3 separate regions of the Homo sapiens genome follow, and regions 1 and 2 are each linked to region 3. Evidence: chromatin contacts called from ENCODE Hi-C or POLR2A ChIA-PET data. All regions are on one chromosome and are shown on one strand. Each heading gives the region's core, a stretch centred on a gene start or an enhancer-like site at or near the end of the contact. The rest is flanking DNA. Distances are from core to core; before and after follow the strand shown. Region 1 overlaps FAM193A (family with sequence similarity 193 member A). Region 2 overlaps RGS12 (regulator of G protein signaling 12). Region 3 holds the start of GRK4 (G protein-coupled receptor kinase 4).

Region 1 (2,998 bases), core at 91-2,590, 360 kb after region 3:
GAGGCCAAGGTAGGTAGATCATTTGAGGCCAGGAGTTTGAGACCAGCTTGGCCATCATCACGAAACCCTGTCTCTACTAAATACAAAGATCAGCCAGGTGTGGTGTTGCGCGCCTATAGTCCCCGGTACTCGGGAGGCTGAGGCATGAGAATCACCTGAACCCAGGAGGCAGAGGTTGCAGTGAGCCAACATCGCACCACTGCATTCCAGCCTGGTGACAGAGCGAGACTGTGTCTCTAAAAAAAAAAAAAAATTAGCCAGGTGTGATGGCGCATGCCTATAGTCCCAGCTACTCGGGAGGCTGAGGCACGATAGTCTCTTGAACCCAGGAAGTGAGGTTGTAGTGAGCTGAGATTGCACCACTGCACTCCAGCCTGGGCAACAGAGCAAGACTCTGTCTCAAAAAAAAAAAAAAACTATGGCAAGAGAAGACAAGCAAGTGAGCTACAAAGACAGACAATGATCAAGATGAAAGTTTGAAATGGAGATTTCTTAGGTTTCCAGGCACGACTATGTCTAGGACGTGATGCTAGGATGGGTCAATCTTGGAAGAAGAGGTCTCCAGAGAAATTTGCAACGTGCAACTGTCAGGCAAGATGTTAAGATAAATTCCCACCAATATTCTCCTACAACTGCTGATAACAGAATGCTTATCTAGAAGACAGCAATTCAGCCCCACTTCCCCTCTGGATGCAGAAAGCTGCAGGAGAGCCGTGCACTCTGAGCCCTGACCAGAGCCCTGACCAGAGACAGAGCAGGACAATTGATAAAATCCTATCTCTGGGCCATCAGAGAGCCGAAGTGACCAGGCTGCCGGAGGGAACTACACAACAAAGTGCAGCAGCCCCTCCAGGGAGAAGGGGACACACTTACTGTTTCACCTTTGACAGAGGAAGGAAAGTGGAAGGAGGCCATAAAAGTGGTTAGAAAAAAAAAAAACAGTTTAACTTTAAACAAATTCTGAAAGGTTGAGAGTGTCAAGTGTGGGAGTCTAACCCCTGGAAAGCCCCAAAACGAATGTTCCCACTCATTCCCAGGAGACCTGCACCCAAGTCTCCAGCTAATCCACTAGCAGAGAGGAAGGAAACATGCCTTTCTCCTTGTCCTGGAGAAAGGCGTGTGCCACACACAGGCCAGGACCAGCACAAGACACGGGGCCGGTCAGACCCCTGCAGATACAAGGCAGAGTCTGGCTGCCACCGGGCAGAGGTGGGCTCGCTGGGAAAGCTGCCCCCAAGGCCGTGAGCACAGAGCTGCCCAAGAGTCAGGCTAGAGGGGGGAACTGAGAAGATGCCACCATCGGAGACCTTGCCAAGGAGGAAGTAGAGAGAGACTCCCCTCTACAGGCCCACACGAGCACGCACAGTGCTAGAGACAGCCCAGCTGAGGCCAAATGCACTGACCTGGCCTCCCAGGTGCACAACAGGACACAGGAAACAACCTCAGCCTGATGCTCTCTGCACACTGTCTGGCATTTGACCAAACAGAACAAGAGAAACAGAAAGCAAGAACCAATAACGTTTAAGGAAGAGATGATAATACCAATTCTAACACAGTCTTCCAGAAAGGAGAAGAAACAGGAACACATTCTAACTCATTTTATGAGACCCCGAAGGCCACTGTAAGACAAGAGGCCTACAGACAGCCTTCATGAGCACAGATGCAAAAATCATTAACATAACTTTAGCAAATCAATCCAGCAACACATAAAAAGGATGTCCACAGAAGAAAAATAATGTTCATAGCAGCTTTTTTCAAAATAGCCCAAACGTGGGAACAACACAAACATCCATCAATTAATTGGTGAATGCATAAATTGGTTTATCTGTAAAATTACTCAATAAAAAAGAGAAACTACGGATGCATGCAACATTTTGGGTAACTCTCAAAAGCATTATGCAAGTTACAGAAGTATATGTGACACTCTGGAAAAAGCAAAACTGTAGGAACAAAAATCAGGTCAGGCCAGGCGCGGTGGCTCATGCCTATAATCCCAGCACTATGGAAGGCAGAGGCGGGCGGATCACGATCGAGACCATAATGGCCAACATGGTGAAACCCCATCTCTACCAAAAATACAAAAATTAGCTGGGCATGGTGGCGCGTGCCTGTAGTCCCAGCTACTGGGGAGGCTGAGGCAGAAGAATTGCTTGAACCCGGGAGGCGGAGGTTGCAGTGAGCCAAGATTGTGCCACTGCACTCCAGCCTGGGTGACAGAGCGAGACTCTGTCTCAAAAAAAAAAATTCAGGTGAGTGGTTACCAGAGGCTAGGACGGGGGAAGGGAAGTGACTACCAAGGGGAACAAGGGGATTTTATGGGGTGATGCAAATGTTCTGTAGCTTAGCTGTGGTAGTGAACATTTTTTAAGTAAAAAAAGAGTGAATCTTAATGGAAGGTAAATCATGTTATTTTTTTAAAGGCCAGCTCCAACAAAGAGGCTGACCTACAAAGCAACAGCTGGTCCGAATCCACAAACACAGGCCAACACTACACCTCTGCTGTTCCCAAGGTCACTGTTTCTGGTGAGGAGAGAATGGCTCATCTGACAAACTATCCATTACCAAGACAAGCCGGGGGCTGGGAAATGAGATCCTCCTCCAACGCAGGCAAGACGCACTGCAGGGAACCATAGGCACTTCCGCTGGCCTCTGGACCAGGGCAAACAGCAGAAGCCTGTTCCCAAGGGCAGAGGCAGGCTAAAATACAAGAGCAGGGCTGGAGTCGGAAGAAGAGCTGATAAAGTTTAATGAGAAAACAAACCAACCACCACAAAAAGCAAAGAAAATGGTATTGGTAAAAAAACAAACAAAAAAACCACACAAAGAAAACCATAAAAATAGCTGTCTTTGTAGAGTTTATATTCTAATGAAGAAGAAAGCAAACCAAATGAGTAAGTAAAATACATAGTATGTTAGAAATAAGTGCTAGGAAGAGAATTACAGCAGGAAAGCGGGACATGCGGGAGGGGCCGAGTGAGAAAGTAATTCTGACAATGAG
Region 2 (3,280 bases), core at 727-3,226, 430 kb before region 3:
GAAAATGTAAATTTATCAACTAATTCTATGTAAGTACTGATGGTTCTACTCTCAAGCTTTTCCCTTTCTCTTTCAAAATTGTATAGAATACAAATTTTGGCATTTGCCAAAAATATCAACAATTATACTTTATATTTTAAAGAGGAATGCAGTTTAAAGTCCCCCAAGTTAATCCGGCAATTACGGTAACCCTCCCCCATCAGGCAGCCGTTTGTGACAGCTCCCCAGGCCTCAGTGCCTGTTCGCTAACAAGGACCGGCGAGATGAAGACACAAGGCTAGGAGAGAGAAAGTGACTTGCCCCAAGAGATCGGCCTGTCAGCTGTGGAGCTGCAGGTGGAGCCCGAATCTTCCGCCATGGCCAGGTCTGAGCTCCAAAGGCCCGCGTGTTGGGTGAAGGCACTGGAAGAGCCTGGCAGGCGCGCAGAGCAGCCCAGGAGGAGGCGGCGGCAGTGGGTCCACCCCGCAACACCAGTCACACAGGAGTTTCTGCTTCTGTGCTTGTGTGTGCTTTTTGAGAAGGTTTCACGACTAAAAGGAAAATCACTGAAAGCCACTGTCCCCGCCCAAGCCTCGCCCTGACGCTCTGGCTGATGTCTGCTGAACACCCGATCATTCACTCAACAGACAGCTCTCGTGCCAGCCGCTGTGCCGGGTGCCGGGACAACTCTGACCTGCCACGTGGAGGTCACACCAGCTGGGGGGACAAAAGCACCAACACAGATGAATAATTAAAATGATGGAAGCTGCCCCTAGCACGGGCAGGAAATTGACAGTGGCCATCGCTCAGGATGGGGGCAGGTGGTCAGGAAGGGAAGAGGGAAACCGCATGTGCCTGAGGCACCATTGGAGACCAGGGTGGGACGCAGGATGGTTGGGGGAACAGGGGCTCTGAGCTGGTGGAGGGGTCCAGTGCAGGGGCTGGGCAGATCACTGCTGCTGCTGTGGGGGCAACCACCAGCGTTCAGGAGAAGGGAGCGGGAGGATGGCTGCAGAGACAGGGCCAAGACTGAGGTCTGCATGGAGGACGAGTAGGGGGGCAGCTGAGTGGACAGAGTGGGGTCAGGGCAGAGCTGAGGCACAAGGCATGAGGAGGACATGGGGATGGAGGACTGCGACTAGTACGTGTCGGGGGTCCCCAGGGTGAGGCTGCGAGAACGGAGTGTTTGAGAAGCAGCTGGAGCACCGGGGTCATGTATGTGGGGTGTCATGTGGACCTGCCACCGTCCCCCAAAGCCAGAGCCGCACAGTTCCCCGGCTTTCCTGCTGGCACAGACGCCGTACGCAGGAGGAGGTGGGCGCTCTGGGAGCTCCCCGATAGTCTCCACACCCCGACTTCAGAAGGTGAGGTGGTCACAGCGGGAACATCCACCTGTGGAGGCTGCAGTGGGTGAGGGGATTCTGGCAGGCCTCTTGGCACAGAGCTTGACCAACGGAGGAAGCCACAAGAACGGGCTTCTGTGCGGCCGCGGCTCCAGCTCTGTGCAGAGCCAGACCAGGAGAGGTGAGAGGTTCCTTTTTCCAGGAGCAACCGGGCATCTTCCTTTTCTCATTTCTTCACAACGCCCCATCTCCCTCCAGCTCGACCTCACACTTCTGTCTGAATAACTTCCCACAAGGCAGACCATTCCCCTGCTAAGCCTCTCTATAATGCTAGAATGTGCTTCCTTCTCTCCAGCTGGAATCTGCTCCCTGCCCCCACCCACAGCCCTGCCGTGCCCCCCAGAGACCAGCTGTAACCCTTTTTCCCGAGGGCACTCTTTGGCTACAAACGGGTGGCCATTATCAGCCCCTTTCTTCTGAAAAAGTGAAAAAACACACTCCAACTTGACAAAGATTGCCAAAATAGCATAGTCCAACTTCCTTAAAACCGAGCCACAAAACTAAAACTCTCCAGCGAGAGCCTAAGCTATAAAAGCACGATACGCGTCACAGAATGAAACCGTGGCATGAACACGAACTCTCTCACTGGCACGGCTCGTTGAACACAAAATATTTCTAAGTGAGTGATCTATTAATCACCAAAACTAGACAGGATGACCAGGCAGAGACAGCCCAGCTGAGCAGATTGCTCCCCAAGCCAACTCCTCAGTCCCTCCTTGGAACTCGGGGAGCATTTTTCCCATAAAAACACTGGGGTGCTGGAGTTCCCAGGCCCACCTCAGTGCACTGAGTCTCCCACTGACCACAGCCTATAAAAAGATCTCTGTGTGGAAACACAGCCAGAGTTTCCCTGGGACCACCCCCCCACCCCGACCCCGCCCAGGCTCCTGTCACTGCCGTGGAGGGCAGGGTGTGGGGGAGGGGGCCTCTTTCTGCCTGAGGCACCAGAAGGGGCAGCAGGGGCTGCAGGCGCTGGAGGGTCCAGGGCTGGAGCGGGGGACTCTCCAGGACCATGGGGCTGGGCGTGTGGAGGCCCAGGGCTGGGGGGTGGGTGGGAGCCAGGGTGGAGGGGCCTCTCAGCCAGGGCTTTCCCCTGCAGGCCTGAGTCTGGCCATCTCACCTGCAGACTACTGTGAGCTGCTGGATCTCCCCACTCTGCCTCGGTGCCCTACATCTAACAACGGCAGAATGTGACACCGATCTAGAGCTCATGTGCACATTAAACAAGATAACTGGCTCTTTTTACTCTTATAAGCAAAGAAACTGAAGATGGAAAAATAACAAAAACACAAAAAGGAACTAAATAAACATCCAGCCCGCCCACTGCGGTTCCTGAAATTCAGGGTGTGCTGATGACTGTCTCCTCCCTCCCGTCTCCTCCTCCCTCCCGTCTCCTCCTCCCTCCCGTCTCCTCCTCCCTCCCGTCTCCTCCTCTGTGACTGGGGCTCTCCATGGAGGGACGGGCCTGTCCCAGTGGCCCCAGGGTCTGACACTGGGAAAAGAAGGAGGAGCAGGGGGTGGAAAGCCCTAGCACCAGGGGATCTCTGCGTGGCCAGGATACACTTCCTCAGAGGGACACACAGAGCCAGCGTGGCGAGGAGCCAGGACACACTTCCTCAGAGGGACACACAGAGCCAGCACGGCGAGGAGCTAGAGACTTCCCACCCTTGGGAGGTGCAGGTTTTTAAACAACTGTAAAATGGACACATAACACAACTCTGGGTTCCTGCATCTATTGCTGACAGAAGCAATCTTTTGGAGGCAAATAAAACTTATTATATATGGTGAAACTAAACATATTAGGCAAATCTTTCATGTATAAATTGCCTGCAAGAAATGAATGTCTTCTGCCAGAAAGGAGAAGTGAGAACACGGCAGAAAGAGAAAGCATGAACAGA
Region 3 (3,133 bases), core at 412-2,911:
AGCATGGGTGAAAACAGGAGGATATTTATGTTAAGGTACGCACCAGCTCAGTGGATTCACATCCAAAAAGCTGAGCCTTGAACAAAGACTAAGCAGGATTTTTATAAGCAAACTTACAGAAGCAAAACAAAGGCAGTTAATCATATAATGACAGGTCACATAATCTATAGCATAACTGATGACTTGGCATAACTTGTGGCCTTGCATAGCTGGTGGCCTTGTAGCTGCGTTGAAAGAAAAAACCAAGAACTGGCTAAACACAGATATTTGTCCTCTTTTTTTTTTTTCTTCACCCCTGCTCTGGAAGGGGGGTGTCTGGAGCCTATTCCTTTGGATTCGACTTCTCAAACAGAACAGCGTTATCTTATAACTGTCCTTAAAGTGAGCTTGCTAAGCAAAAGAAAACTTGTTCTTCTTTTCTTTTTAACCCTTGCCTTGCCACATTCTGGGCCTTGGCTTTTTCTTTTCTTGGAGTGAATGAATGCAGTACTTATTACTATTTTTAAATTTCTGCCTCACTTTAATAATGATAAAAGGCTGAATTTTTGCCAACTTGTCCATCTGTGACCACGTCGTGCTAAAGCACACTTGACACACCATAGAGCCTCAGATCAAACCTCAAAACCAAGCAGCTATGTTAAAAATAACATTGCCCTACAATCATTATCGGAAGGTTCTCGCCCAGAGTAGTTCCCAGGCTGCTATTCTTTGTCCCCCTTAAGACCATAAAGACGCCGTTCTTTTTTGGTGGGACAGGTTGTCCAACACAAGCAGGACACTGCCTGCCGCATCCTGAAGCAACACTGTCACCGAGGTCACACCGAGAGGACAGGACAAGGACACAGGGCAAGACTAAGAAGAGCAAAGCGCAGACTTCTCTCATCTGGGCCAGGAGATGGGGACTGGGACCTGGCCCGGGCAGCCTGACCACACTGCACAGACCCCGGCTCCGGCTCCGTGCAGATCTGGGTTCCCCCAGTGGGAGGTGTCGGGGCTCTCCAGGGAAATCGGGGTTCTCCGGGGATGTCGGGTTCCTTCAGGGGGGCCAGGGTTCCCCGGGATTCGGGGTTCTCTGGGGGGGGGGTCGGGGGCGCCTGCCGCGCACCCACCTTGACGCGCTTTCAGCAGCAGCGAGTTGGCCACGATGTTCTCGAGCTCCATGTCCTGGCGCCGCCGCCGCCGGCGGATTCTGCGAGACCGAGGAGACTGAGGAGGCGGAACAGGAGGAGACGCCGCCGCCCCCGTGCATAGCTCGCCGGGCACCACCCTCTCCTCGAGCTCCGGACACGATCCCGGGAGGCTGCTCCGCCGCCACCACTGCCACCAAGGGCGCCGCCGCCGCCGCCTCCGCAGGCCCTCACCAGCAGGGGAGCGGTCGGGGCGAGGGGAGGGGGCAGCCCGACCGCGGCGGGTCCCAGCTGTCACCGCTGCCGCGCTATCGCCCCGGTTCTTCTTGGCCCCATCGCCCTCGCCTCGCGCGCGCAACTCCCTCCTCAGTGCCCTGCCCCCGGGCAGCCCCGAGTCAATGCCGTGGCTCACTTCGGACAGGGGCTCACTGGCAGGGGCGCCCGCCGCGGCCGGCGACCCGCTCCCGGGCGGGCTCGGCGCTAACGGCTTAGCTGAAGAGGGAGCGCCCCTCGCCGCCGCGGCCGGGGCACTACAGCTCCCAGAAGGCCCTGCGCCAAGAGTACACGGCGGGCCGCGGCGCGTGGCCTGCTGGGAGTTGTAGTCGCTGAGCCTATCGGCGAGTAAGCCGAGCCTGCGGGCGCGGTGTTTACTTCTCGCGAGTCGGAGGTGCTGCGCTGTTCTCGCGAGACGAGGAAGCGGTTCCGCGGCCCGGCACGTGTCTTAGGGTAGCGCGCGCCTGTCTCTCTTCGGGTCTCGGGCCCTTGGGCGCAGCGGGGCGCGCGCCATGGCGAAGGCGAAGAAGGTCGGGGCGCGAAGGAAGGCCTCCGGGGCGCCGGCGGGAGCGCGAGGGGGCCCGGCGAAGGCCAACTCCAATCCGTTCGAGGTGAAAGTTAACAGGCAGAAGTTCCAGATCCTGGGCCGGAAGACGCGCCACGACGTGGGACTGCCCGGGGTGTCTCGCGCACGGGCCCTCAGGAAGGTAAGCGGGGGGCGCACGGGGAGCCGGAAGGCAGGATCTGGACCCCACGCTGCTCTCGGCCGGCTGCGTCCTTCTCGGTGCGTCGGTTTCCTCGTTGAGCGGCACAGGCCGTGACAGGCACACGGCACTGACTTGATAGTCCGAAAGCCTCTGCTGTTCTCTGAGCTGGAGTGACCTGGAAACTCTCGCCGTCTTGGAGACCCTGCACTCGTGTTATTTCGGCGACTCCTCCAACCGGGTCAGGCCGAGTCAGTCACTTCGGGCGGCGCCCTGGACCAAGCTGCTTGTTAACCCTTCCGCGTTTACTTTGAGCTCTGCAGGTTTGGGGACGGTGGATAGGGGCTGTGTAGGATGCTGCGTTTGATGTTTCATCGGCTCTCTCCCGAAGCGCGTAACCTTGTTCCTTGGGAAGTAACTCTATGGAAACTCATTGCTTCCTAGTTTTTTTAACTTTTTTTTTTTTAAATTTTCACTGAGGAACATACATTAGCAGGTTGGTGAAAAAATTAAGGCACAGAAAGGACAAGTGCATTTCCTAAGGTCACGCACCTGGTAAGGGCTGGGCATGCATTCACATTTCAATATCTACAAAGCCTTCTTGCTACCCCGAGCGCTTCTGTTTGACCTCGCTTCTAGGTTCGGGGAGATAAAGGTAAATAAGACTTGCCCTTGCCTTCATGAGCTCCTGATCTCTGTTCATCACAGTGTGCAAGCTGGATGGTCTTTGAATCAAAACACATATTATCCTTACTGCGCGAAGACGACAGCCTGTATAATGAATAGGCAAGATAGACTTACAGCTGACTTCGATAGGAGTCCCTCATTACACACCCCCGGGCCGGGGTGGGAGAATAAGGTAGTGTGGTTCCCTAGAAGAGACACATTTGTCTTCACCACTGAAGCCTCAGTTTTCTCATTTCAAAAGTAGAGATGATAGTATACATCCTACCCCTCGTGGTGGTTTGTGAGAATTAAGTAAGATAGCACATAGAGCACACAGCAAGTGTTCTCTAAATACTGTTATTC

The links. A loop is a pair of places that touch in the nucleus more often than their neighbours do. ChIA-PET counts read pairs that join two places held with the same protein, here RNA polymerase II (POLR2A). Pooled maps may share reads with other maps.
Region 1: a map of B cell shows a loop between it and region 3 (4-fold over the local background). The contact joins the enhancer-like site here to the promoter of GRK4 in region 3. A Hi-C loop is called at or near these places in 1 of 168 maps with a recorded cell type or tissue (B cell), 1 of 37 single-sample maps with no recorded cell type and 3 of 50 pooled maps.
Region 2: a pooled map shows a loop between it and region 3 (9-fold over the local background). The contact joins the enhancer-like site here to the promoter of GRK4 in region 3. A Hi-C loop is called at or near these places in 2 of 37 single-sample maps with no recorded cell type and 4 of 50 pooled maps. POLR2A ChIA-PET finds 5 or more read pairs at or near these places in 1 of 52 experiments (activated T-cell).

Annotation. Positions count from the first base shown.
Region 1 is chr4:2,597,158-2,600,155 of GRCh38, reverse strand. The region is part of intron 2 of FAM193A (family with sequence similarity 193 member A); the gene reads right to left. Among named protein-coding and RNA genes, the nearest start is that of FAM193A, 62 kb to the right of the region's middle. RefSeq lists enhancers at 1,549-2,501, 2,502-2,998. Within about 2 kb of position 1,340, at least 15 of the 41 ENCODE cell types and tissues checked have a DNase peak (open chromatin) inside an H3K27ac peak, as active enhancers do; they include B cell, where a contact is called at or near this core.
Region 2 is chr4:3,387,732-3,391,011 of GRCh38, reverse strand. All of the region lies in intron 4 of RGS12 (regulator of G protein signaling 12), which reads right to left. Among named protein-coding and RNA genes, the nearest start is that of HGFAC, 53 kb to the left of the region's middle. RefSeq lists enhancers at 1,943-2,092, 2,783-3,052. Within about 2 kb of position 1,976, at least 14 of the 41 ENCODE cell types and tissues checked have a DNase peak (open chromatin) inside an H3K27ac peak, as active enhancers do.
Region 3 is chr4:2,962,099-2,965,231 of GRCh38, reverse strand. GRK4 (G protein-coupled receptor kinase 4) reads right to left here and starts at 1,661. Exons shown (of 16, transcript NM_182982.3): 1 at 1,110-1,661. The coding sequence starts at 1,161. It overlaps NOP14 (NOP14 nucleolar protein), which reads left to right and starts at 1,826. Exons shown (of 18, transcript NM_001291978.2): 1 at 1,826-2,107. The coding sequence starts at 1,913. RefSeq lists silencers at 989-1,038, 1,209-1,638 and enhancers at 1,101-1,634, 1,635-2,168.